2 separate regions of the Homo sapiens genome follow, and region 2 is linked to region 1. A link is a loop called in an ENCODE intact Hi-C map of the cell type or tissue named here. Cell type or tissue: ascending aorta. All regions are shown on one strand. Links, peaks and the distances in the headings refer to the core of each region. The heading gives the core; the rest is flanking DNA. Region 1 overlaps NFYC (nuclear transcription factor Y subunit gamma). Region 2 holds the start of KCNQ4 (potassium voltage-gated channel subfamily Q member 4).

Evidence for each region. Peaks named below come from ENCODE experiments on the same cell type or tissue, not always from the same donor. Only the 100,000 strongest peaks of a DNase experiment are listed, where the experiment ranks them.
Region 2: a loop joins it to region 1, with 1.9 times the contacts of the local background. A loop is called at or near these places in 2 of 110 quality-filtered maps.

The regions. Positions count from the first base shown.
Region 1 is chr1:40,706,356-40,711,725 of GRCh38, forward strand. All of the region lies in intron 1 of NFYC (nuclear transcription factor Y subunit gamma), which reads left to right. Among named protein-coding and RNA genes, the nearest start is that of NFYC-AS1, 17 kb to the left of the region's middle. RefSeq lists a silencer at 2,459-2,508 and an enhancer at 2,551-3,177. In ascending aorta, for the core only: no CTCF peak of the experiment used is centred there; a DNase peak (open chromatin) is centred at 2,896; H3K4me3 peaks cover 2,917 bases; H3K27ac peaks cover 2,701 bases.
Region 2 is chr1:40,779,638-40,785,007 of GRCh38, forward strand. It overlaps KCNQ4 (potassium voltage-gated channel subfamily Q member 4), which reads left to right and starts at 4,150. Exons shown (of 14, transcript NM_004700.4): 1 at 4,150-4,770. The coding sequence starts at 4,457. In ascending aorta, for the core only: a CTCF peak has its summit at 3,191 (motif pointing left); DNase peaks (open chromatin) are centred at 2,939, 4,104 and 4,826; H3K4me3 peaks cover 2,459 bases; H3K27ac peaks cover 1,497 bases.

The DNA of each region.
Region 1 (5,370 bases), core at 206-5,205:
GAAATCATTTCATTTCATCATGGGAAATGAGTGGAATGTAGAGAAGTTAATATGGCAGAGTGATAGGGCAGACCACCTTGCTCCTATTTCGGGTCCCTGCTGAATCTCTGCACATGTCAAGGATGAGTTCTCATGTATGGTCAAATGAGGAGTTTCTAGAAAAGAGCTCGTCTACCTAGCAAAACAATTGTATTTTTCAGTCCTAGGATATTTAGCTTTGGTGGGAGGAAGCAGATCTAAGGAGATTGTTAAAGGCCTCAGGTAATGAATGGTGAGATGCTTGTATTTGAATGTGTTGCTAAAAAAAAATAATGAAAAGAAAAGAAAAACATGCTAATTGATTTTCACCACATTAGGAGCTGCCTCTTAAAAAACCGAAGCAGTTGGTCCAAAATCCATAAGAAAATCTTTGACTACCACTGGTAGACTTCAGCACCTTGGAATGTTTTCAATAACCACAGTGAGACTAGTAAGAATACTTATAATATCTCTTCTGAGATCAGCTCTGCTGTGCTTATTCTTAAAAATATGGGGCCGGGCGTGGTGGCTCATGCCTGTAATCCCAGCACTTTGGGAGACCGAGGTGGGTAGGTTTTCTGAGGTCAGGAGTTTGAAACCACCCTGGCCCACATGGTGAAACCCTGTCTCTACTAAAACTACAAAAATTAGTCGGATGTGGTGGTGGGCACCTGTAATCCTAGCTACTCGGGAGGCCGAGGCATGAGAATCGCTTGAACCCAGGAGGCAGAGGTTGCTGCGAGCTGAGATCGCACCGTTGTACTCTAGCCTAGGTGACAGAGGGAGACTCTGCCTCAAAAAAAAAAAAGAAAATTTTTTTATATATATATGGTAGAAGGCTGGGGTGCAGTGGCTCACTCCTGTAATCCCAGCACTTCAGGAGGCCGAGGTAGGTGGATCACTTGAGGTCAGGAGTTCAAGACCAGCCTGGCCACCATAGTCAAACCCTATCTCTACTAAAAATACAAAAATTAGCTGGGCATGGTGGTGGGTGCCTGTAGTCCCAGCTACTAAGTAGATCACTTGAACCCAGGAGGTGGAGGTTGCAGTGAGTCAAGATCACGCCGCTGCACTCCAGCCTAGGCAACAGAGTGAGACTCCATCTCCAAAAAAAAAAAAAAGAGAGAGAGAGAGAAAAATTTATCCTCGTCCAGGCACAGTGGCTCACGCCTGTAATCCCAGCACTTCGGGAGGCAGGGGCAGGAGAATCCCTTCAGCCCAGAAGTTCGAGACCAGCCTGGGCAACATGGTGAGAACCCATCTCTACCAATTTAAAAAAAGAAAAAAAAAAAACAAGAAAAGAAAGAAATAGAAAAATTAGCGGGGGTGGTAGCACACACCTGTAGTCCTAGCTACTCAGGAGGCTAAGGTGGGAAGATCGCTTGAGCCCAGGAGGCGGAGGCTGCAGTAAGCCGAGATCGTGCCTCTACACCCCAGCAACACCCCAGCTTCGGTGACAGAGCCAGACCCTATCTCAAAAAAAAAAAAAAAAAGAATGAAAGAAATAACGAATTTATCCTCTGGAATGTCAAACTCTGTGACTGCCCTAAATAAATCAGTTAGTCCATCAAATTATAATGTGCTTTTAGTAATACATCGTCAGCCCTCTGCATCTAAGGATTTAACCAACCATGGGTCAAAAATATTTTTAAAAATTGTGTCTGTACGGAACATATGCAGACTTTTTTTCTTGTCATTATTCCCTAAACAATACAGTATAACAACTACATATATAGCATTTACATTTTATTAGGTATTATACATAACCTAGCGATTATTTAAAGTATGGAGGAAGCTGGGCAAAGTGACATGCACCTGTAGTTTCACCCAAGTTGGAAGCTGCAGTGGGAAGATTGCTTGAGCCCAGGAGTTTGAGGCTGTTGTGCCCTGATTGTGCCTGCATAGCTACTGCATTGCAGCCTAGCAACATAGTGAGACACCATCTCTTAAAAACAAGTATACATGGGAATGTGCAAGTGTTTTATGCAAATACTATACCATTTTATATTAGGGACATGAGCACCCAAGGATTTTGGTATCCATGAGAGGGTTGGCTGGGGAGTATCCTGGAACCAGTCTCCCATGGATACCAGGGGATGATTGTATTCACTAATGTTCTAGCTTTTTTGTCATTCCCCCCAACCCCTTATCATTATATTTCCTTCTTAGGTTCCTGGTTGACTTTCTAGAAATGCCACTTCCATTGTCCCTGCCGCTAACTTCATACATTACCTTAAAATTTTCCTATTTAAATTAGTTTGTGTTTTAAAATAAAGTGCTTTGCCTTGATACCAGTCTGTGCCTTTAAAGTGCCACTAACATAATGACAGATGCCTTTTAGAAATCATGCAAACTATTGTATGGCCATTGGCATCACTCTGTTAGTGTTAAAGAAGCTGTATTTTCTTTGGATTAGCCCTACCCAGTTTTGTTTTTCTTCTGTTAATGCTCAACAGAAAACTGAAGATGGTCACAACTTTCCGACCTTGTGCACATTGCTTCTCTGGTCTATTGCCATAGGATACCGTAGCAGTATCTTACAGACATCTTTGATGGCCAATCAGAAGCAGTTAAATTACCTTAAATTTTTTAAATGGAACTCTGACAGCCAATAAGAAATCCCGTGGGTGGGAACACTAACAACCCTTTGGCTTGTTTTTAAGAACAATTCTAAATTTTCAATATTCTGTTTTAGAAGCACATGATGCCCTAGTGCAGCTGCTATGTGCATTTGCCAGACATTTCCACGCCTTAGAGTTCCCCATAGTTTGAAGTCTGAATCTGACCCCTGTTCTGCTTCTCAAGGTAACTTTAAAACAGGAAGTGTACAAAAGAGGTAACTGATGACGTGAACAGCCAATCGTGGCTTTGTGTTCTTAGCCGATAAAGCAGTTCAGCCAATGGGACCACTGTGGAGGCAAGGTTTGGTGTCAAATAGCATGCTAGATTGAATGCCTTTGACTGTTAAAGTGGAAGGAGGCTGCAGGGCTTCATTGGAGCCTCGGAGTTTTTCACTGAGGCAGGGGTCAGCTGAAAGACAAAGAAAAATGGCGAATAGTTTGTTGGGGGGTGGGAGGACAGCTGTTCGGGTTTTCAGTGGAGTGGACATTCCAGACTCATGTTTCTGCATCTCCTGCTGCCTTTTGTTTCCTCCGTCCTTTGGGGGGTAGGGATAGGAGTGACTTAAATTCTCCCAGTCGGTGGAGGTATAAATAACTACATGTAAAATTAATGCAGTTCCCGGTAAGTTTAATTCTTTGTTTTGTGTTGAAATGATAGAAACTGTTTAGCTTCAGAGAGTGTAGACAAGTTGCACTGTTCAGAAAATGGCCACTTTACATTCCATGCATACCTTTTGGTGCACCTAGAATACCTTGCTGTGTTTAGATTTTGCATGTCCTTCAACTAGGATTTCTTTCCTAGTTGGGTATCGACAAGATCAGGTACATGGAGAAAGGCTAATCATTTTTCAGGGGCACACAGAAGCAAAACACTTTTCTCTTTGCATTGGGTAAACTTAACTGTTTTCCAAATAATTTTCCTTTGTTCAAGTGCCCTGAAGCTTTCCTACGGAATAAGCTGGGTTGTTGTGAGAGTTTTTCTATTTCCATGCACTTTGTTGACATCTGTGTTTTCAGATATGGAAGCAACACTGTTGCTGTTAGAAATTTGTGTGAAAATACGATTTGCACTGCTGCAGGTTCTAATGGTGAAGGCCCACATGCCAGTGTGAAATTTTCCCATAACTTTCTTGATTTACCAGTCTACCTCTAGATTCTAATAAGTAGTAGTTAATGTAGTAACAATCTTTGTTTTTAATGCACATTTTAGCTTAGAATGCTGGTTAGAAATATCTTCACTTATATTGACAGTGATGAGCAAATATTTTTCCACAGATTTCACACATTTTGTCAGGTGTTGATTTAGTTCTTTAAAATGATGTGAGCAAAGTGCTTTCCATTTTTCCGTATTAAATATTTAAAATCCTGCAGTTTGTGAATAGGAAAGTTAAGAGTATAGGCACCCTATCTTTTGCCCTTGATATGTATATATTTTTCTCTTTATGGATATAAAGCTAATGTAGGTTGCTAATCAGTAACCAGCCAGTTCTCATGAACAGTGAAATCTTCAATCCCACATACTAAGATCTATAATACACCTGATTTTAAAATGCAATTCTTTGTTTTCTTTTTATTTGCAAATATGGAATGAAGGTCATTGGAACATTTCTGCAGCAGACTCAGTGTGGAGCCGTCAGCCAGCAGCACTTAGTCTCTGGGTACGGAAAAGGAGCAGGCCCTATTAGAGGAGAAGTTTCGAGGGTGTCGATTTGCCTTCCCTAGCTTCCCCTCTAATAAAGGATTTACCTTAGAGGACTGATAGGATTTAGATTCGGGGCTCTTGGAGTTGTAATGATATAGCAAGTCAAAGTTCCTGGATGCAGGCCTCTGTCGTTGCTTGCAAAAGTGACCTTGAAAAACTGCTGGGGAGTTGAAAGATTGAAGGACAAAGTTTGTTTATACAGATTTGGACTGAAAAGCTCTATTTAAGATGAAAAGAGACTGTACTTCTGATATTCAAGTCGAGTGGTTAGTAGGAATATGTTATAGATTCAGATTAGGAATTTTCAGGGAATAAGACAATAGGGCTGCATTCATTCTCTCTCCCACTCTTTTTACTTCCCTCCCCCCAGCAAAAAATTCTAAATTCTTTTGGTATGATAGCTGAGTGAACTGCCTAACAGATTCAGAATTCCTTGCATGCTACCTTGTCTTCTTTGTAATCTAGAGGGTTCTTAGTGAAGGGGATAGATAGTATTTTAGGAGTTCAGAGTAGTTGTATTTGTGAAAGTTTTGGGGAATTAGAATGCTTATAATAAGAAAATGTTCATTCTGGGAATTTAAGTCCTAAGATGAAGAAGTATGTGTTAAGGATTACATTTTAAGAGGTAGTTATTTTGATTTAAATTTATTTGTTTGTCATTGATTATTTATATGTTATCAGTTGTTCCAGATTATATATATGATTTTAAAAACAGTTGTAGGTGCTGACTTGACCCTGTTGGCCCTAGGAGAAGGCCTGCAGCAGGGGAGGCAAAAGTGAAGGTGTGGTACAGTATGAAGTAAACTATAAACTTGAGAACTTTGTGGATTTGGCTTCTTGGAAAGATGCCCAGTCACTGCCTCTAGCCGAGGTTCTTCACCATTCTCTTTGAGAATGACCCACTACCTGGAAAAATGCACATGGGCATGCCTGTACAAAACCTTTGATGACTAAGTTATTTTTTAGTGTATGTCAAATGGTATTTAACACTTCAGCCAGATAAATGTTTACTAGACAAATGAAGAAAAC
Region 2 (5,370 bases), core at 113-5,112, 73 kb after region 1:
GGACCAGGGAATTCCCAGAGCATCTCCCTGCTCCACCTGAAACACGTACCTGAAGAGCAGTCAGACGAATGGGTCACGTGCGTACAGCCCCCTGCATGGTCTCTAACTTTTTCATGCATTATTGCATTCAGTGCTGATAGCCAGGGAAAGTGGGGAAGAGGTGGAGTGACTTGCCCAAGGTCCCCAGGTATTCCACAGGTGGAGCTAGGACTGGAAGCCCAGCCATGACTTGTAGTTTAGGGCTCTTTCTGCCCCTGGCACTGCCAGCCTCTCTGGATGCTGGTGCCTCCCACTTCACCCATCCTGGGTTCTCTCCTAGGGAGCCACAGCCTCTGCAGCATGCCCAGCCTCAGGGCCTGGCCAGGCTCCCTGTTTCTTATCAGGCCAAATTGGACCCTCCATCCTGGCATTCAAGTCCTCCTGCGTGCCCCTGGCTAAGCTTGCTCTTCCGAATGCTCTGTAACATTCTTCCCACACCAGTACACACACACACACACACACACACACACACACACACACACACATTAAAGCAGCACCTGAGTGAATTAACAGCCATACAAGGCAAGTCTCTTCACTGAGCCTCAGTCTTCTTGAGTGTAACATGGGACCGTGAACAGTATTACCGCACAAGGTTGTGGGGATGCTGAAATAGACAATGCAGGTAAAACATCCTGCATAAGGCTTAGGATTGACTGCAGGCCTCATTAATGGTAGCTGCAGGCATTATTGGTTGTACTTCTCTGCGTCTCTCCCAGTCCTCCCCACTCCTGTCCCCAAGAAAGCTCCCTCTGCCATTGCCTGTGGAGACTTCTCCCTCCTCTGAGCTCTAGCAACCCTTGGAGCTGTAAGAAAGCCCAGGGTCAGGTGGCTAGCAGGCAGAGAGATTTTAGGAGGCAAGTGAGTGGAACCCAGACCTCCTCGCCTCGATTCAACTAGCGCACTTCTGCTCCAAAGCTTTGTACACATTGGGGTGCTACCTTACAATTCTGTCGGTAAAAAGGATTCCATTGCTGATAAAGTCTAAAAATCACTGACTTAAACCACCCCACCTCTCACTCCAGGAAAGGAACCTGAGCCCTTGATTGACCTGGGGTCACAGTGGGAATCACTGACAGGCTTGAGCCTAGCCTGAGAGACCATAGTCCTAGCCACTTCCTGCCCTCCATCCTTTCAGACCTGGAAGTTTGATCCCTTGGCACGAGTAAGTTCTAGAGAACAAGGATTGGCCGTGTATGGTTATCCTCAGCTCCCAGCACCCAGTGCCCAGCCGGCAGGTGCCAGTCAGTGGAAAGCACAGGTCACAGTTCTGGGGGTCACCAATAGGCTGTGTAGACTTAGGTGAGTCCCTGTGCCTCTCAGAGCCTCAGCTGTCTCAAGCAAGCTGCTGCTCTCTGGCCCAAAAGGGACTGGGCCTGGCACACAGATGGCACTCAGCAAATGGAAGCACTCGCCCTCCCACCCTTCCTCTCAGTCAATACTTGCTCCATTGATGGCTGATGGGGACAGTGATGAATTACAGAAGATCTTGGAGCCCTGCCCACTTCTTGCACAGATGGGGAAACAAGTCCAGGGTGGGGAAGAGACTTGCCCAGGTGGGAGTGAGTCTTAGTGAGTGCGTCTGTCTCCTCAGTGGGGCAGGGAAGCTTTCGCAGTGTTACCAGGGTGGAGACAGGGCCTGGGGGTGGAAAGGAAACTGCTGAGGGTGGGGTCAGGGGAACAGGTGGGAGAGGGAAGGAGGAGGGTAGGGAACCACGGTGTCCAGTCCCCTCCAGCAGAGGGGCCAATTGAGGGAGCCTGAGACAGCTGTTTGCTCAGAAAAGTGTCTTAGTCACTAAAGGTTGTGGTGGGGAAAGTCCGTCCTCCCAGTCATGTCCTGGGAATCCGGATGGCGCAGGAAGGCCACCCGGTGACCCTAAGAGTGGCCACCTGTCCTCTCTGAACTGGACTTTCTCTTCTGGCCCTTCCACTCTTCCATGTGTACACATATGCCAAGTAAATTTGCTGTGGCCTCCTGGAACCATCTCCCCCATCCCTCTCACCCCTTAGGAAGAGTTCTGTGTCCCTCCATTACCCATACGCCCGCAGGAGAAACAGGCTTCTATGCCCTATGAAAGTCCTTCCTGAGATCTAACTTCCATCCCTCTAGCTGCAACCACAGTCTCTTTCCTCTTTCTGCTGCCTTTGAGCAGGTAATCTGGAGCTGGAGTTGGGAATGATGAGACACTCCCTGCAGTGAGGGCTCCTCACAAGGTGGGGAAGGGACCTTTGTAGTCCCCCAGCTGGGAAGAGAGCCATGGGATCCAGAGGTGATGCTGAGCTTGAAGATTAGATTTCCCAGAACAGACCCAGTTTCAGATATTCTGGGTGTTAAGGGCAACCTGAATTCAAATTCCATTTCTGCTACAGAACAAGAGCCTCAAAAAGACCCCCTAGAAACACCCCCAGGGCGCTTGCAACTGCTTTCCTGTGCACCTTTCATGTCCTAGACCTTAGTCCCATTTCCCAGGATCTATGATTGAGAAGAACCAGCCAGGCAGTTCCACAGAGGGAGGACAGTGCTGCATATTTTGGGGGTGCCATCTTCAGCTCATAGAGAGAAGATGGGTTAACTCAGCCCAGGCACCACATCCCTAGTGGGGCCTTGGGGTCCAGAAACTGTCCCCAGCTTCCAGTAGAGGATCCGGGCATAACCTGCCCTGGGGCACCCGGCTCTGGCCCTGGGCACACCTGGACCAGGAGCAGCAGAAGAGATTCAGGTCAGACCCCAGAGGGCACCCCCAGCTAGGCAGAGGGGAAAGGATCACTATGGGGTAGGGGTGTGGGCCGGTTGCCAAGCCCAGTTTAGGGACCCCACAGATCCCTGCAGCCCACGGCCCTGCCTCCCTCCCTCCCTCACTGGCGCTCAGCAGATCAATGCTGCCTTTGCTGACAGCTGAGAATCGAGCTCGCCTTCCCGCCCCTTCCCCCGCCCCTCCCGCTCGGCTTCGTCCCTCGAGATCCTCCCGGAGGAACCGGGAAGAGTTTGCTGCGGAAGGCTCACCCTGGGGCAGGGCCTGCGGAGGGAGCGGCTGGTGTGGCCGCAGCTTTCCGTGGAGGAAGAGGGAAAGAGGATCGGGAAACCCAAGTTACCAACCCTGTGCAGGGCCCAGGAGGGCTAAAGGAGAGGGACTGCCCCCTACAGCCAGAGAGATGGAGGTCGGGGACTAAGAAAAACTTTCCAGCTGGAGAGGGAATGCCCTGGGACAAAGTATCCCCTTTTCTGGCTGGGATTCTGTGGGCCTTGGGTAGGGGGTGTGTGTCCCCTCTAAGGCTGGCTTAGAGCTCATCTCCCAACACTCCATCTGCCCAAACCCAGTTCCCTGACCTGGGAGTGGGGCAGGGGAGCAGGCCCCTCCATCGGGGAGGATCCTCTTCTGGGCAGGGTGGCTCTTCCCCCATCACGATGAAGGGAAGCTCAGAGGTGGCAGTTGGTGGGAGAAAGACACACCCAGGCCCACTGTGTTCCACACACCCTGATGCTGCCTAGCAGCCCGTGGGCTCCAGGCCTTTCAGGTAAGAGCAGGACAACCGCCGCTGCCCACCCAGCCACACACAGCACTGGGCACACTTTAAGCACCCGCACCAGGCACACAGTGCTCGACCCCAACGGACACACCTCATCCCCTTCGGACTCCACCTCCACTTTCGCAGCCACCCACACCCGACCCATAACTCACACCTCACTGACTCCATCCCCGCACCTGGTAGACCCACAGCCACCCACCCTGCACACACAAGTAGACGCCGTTCCACCGGTCTACACCTAAACTCCACGGGACACTGCGTCCCTTCCCCTGCCGCCCGCGGCCACAACTCCACATTCCACTTTCCACAAGCACACACGAGGCGTCCCACCCCGGGCTGGCCTTCGGGGCCACACTGCCCCACGCAGCGGTGGACACCACTTGCACGCGTCCGGCTTCCCGGCCCCGCGCGCTGCCCCCGCCACGCGGTTCGGCCCAGGCACCAACTCGGCCGCCCGTGCGCCCTGCCCCGCCGCCTGCTCCGCGCGTTCCCTCCCTCCGCCTCGCCTCGCTTGCTCGCTCGCTCCCTCCCGATTTGGGAAGGCGGCCGCGGGGCGGGCGGGGGAGGGGCGGGGCGGGGGAGGGTGACATGTGAGCGGCGCGCGCCGGTGGCAGGTGGAAAGGCGAGCGGCATGGAGCGCGTAATAAGAGAGTTGGAGTCGGAAAGAGCAGCCCCAGTCGCCGGGGAAGCGGGAGGTCAGTGCGGGCTCCGGCGGCCCCCAGGCTCCGAGCGCCCGCCCGCGGCCCCGGCCCGGCCCCTAGCCCCCGCCGCCCGCGCCCGCCCCGGGTCGCCCCTCTGGCCCCGGGTCCGAGCCATGCGTCTCTGAGCGCCCCGAGCGCGCCCCCGCCCCGGACCGTGCCCGGGCCCCGGCGCCCCCAGCCCGGCGCCGCCCATGGCCGAGGCCCCCCCGCGCCGCCTCGGCCTGGGTCCCCCGCCCGGGGACGCCCCCCGCGCGGAGCTAGTGGCGCTCACGGCCGTGCAGAGCGAACAGGGCGAGGCGGGCGGGGGCGGCTCCCCGCGCCGCCTCGGCCTCCTGGGCAGCCCCCTGCCGCCGGGCGCGCCCCTCCCTGGGCCGGGCTCCGGCTCGGGCTCCGCCTGCGGCCAGCGCTCCTCGGCCGCGCACAAGCGCTACCGCCGCCTGCAGAACTGGGTCTACAACGTGCTGGAGCGGCCCCGCGGCTGGGCCTTCGTCTACCACGTCTTCATGTGAGTTTGCGACCCCGCGCCCTTCCGCGTTTCCCCGCGCAAGCCTGGCCTCCCGGGGCACGGCCGCCCCGCCCTGGCTCCGCCTTCTACCCCCCTGCCTCAGGGCCGACCCTCATCTCTCTCCCCCCAGGCCTAAGCCCGGTTTCTGATCCCCTCGCTGAGCCCGACCCTAAGCCCTGATCTCCCAGGCCTGACCCCTGCTTGACCTCGCTTCTGACCTCCCCGCACCGCAACTGCTTATTTCCATCCTGACCGCCAATCTCTGCTCCTCTGTCCCAGGTACTCCCGACCGCCAGCTGCCTCCCCCAAGTCCGCTTGGCGAAGTCTGGGGCCCCTGGAGTGGGCGCCCTTTTCCTCTTCCCCACCCCTGCCTCCCTGTGTCCCAGACACAAAGAGGAACCCTTGGCTCCCACACGCTTCTGTCACCTGCTCCCCAGCTCTGAGCTATGAAGGGCTCCCCTCAGGGGTGCTCCTCTCCAGGGCGGCCCTCATTCCTACCCCTGCCCAGCTGACTGTGGGTGTGTGGGGGTCCCTGTGGGCCCCCTGGGCCCTGACACTCGCATATGCTGTGTCCGACTTGATCTGTGTCTTCGCTCAGTC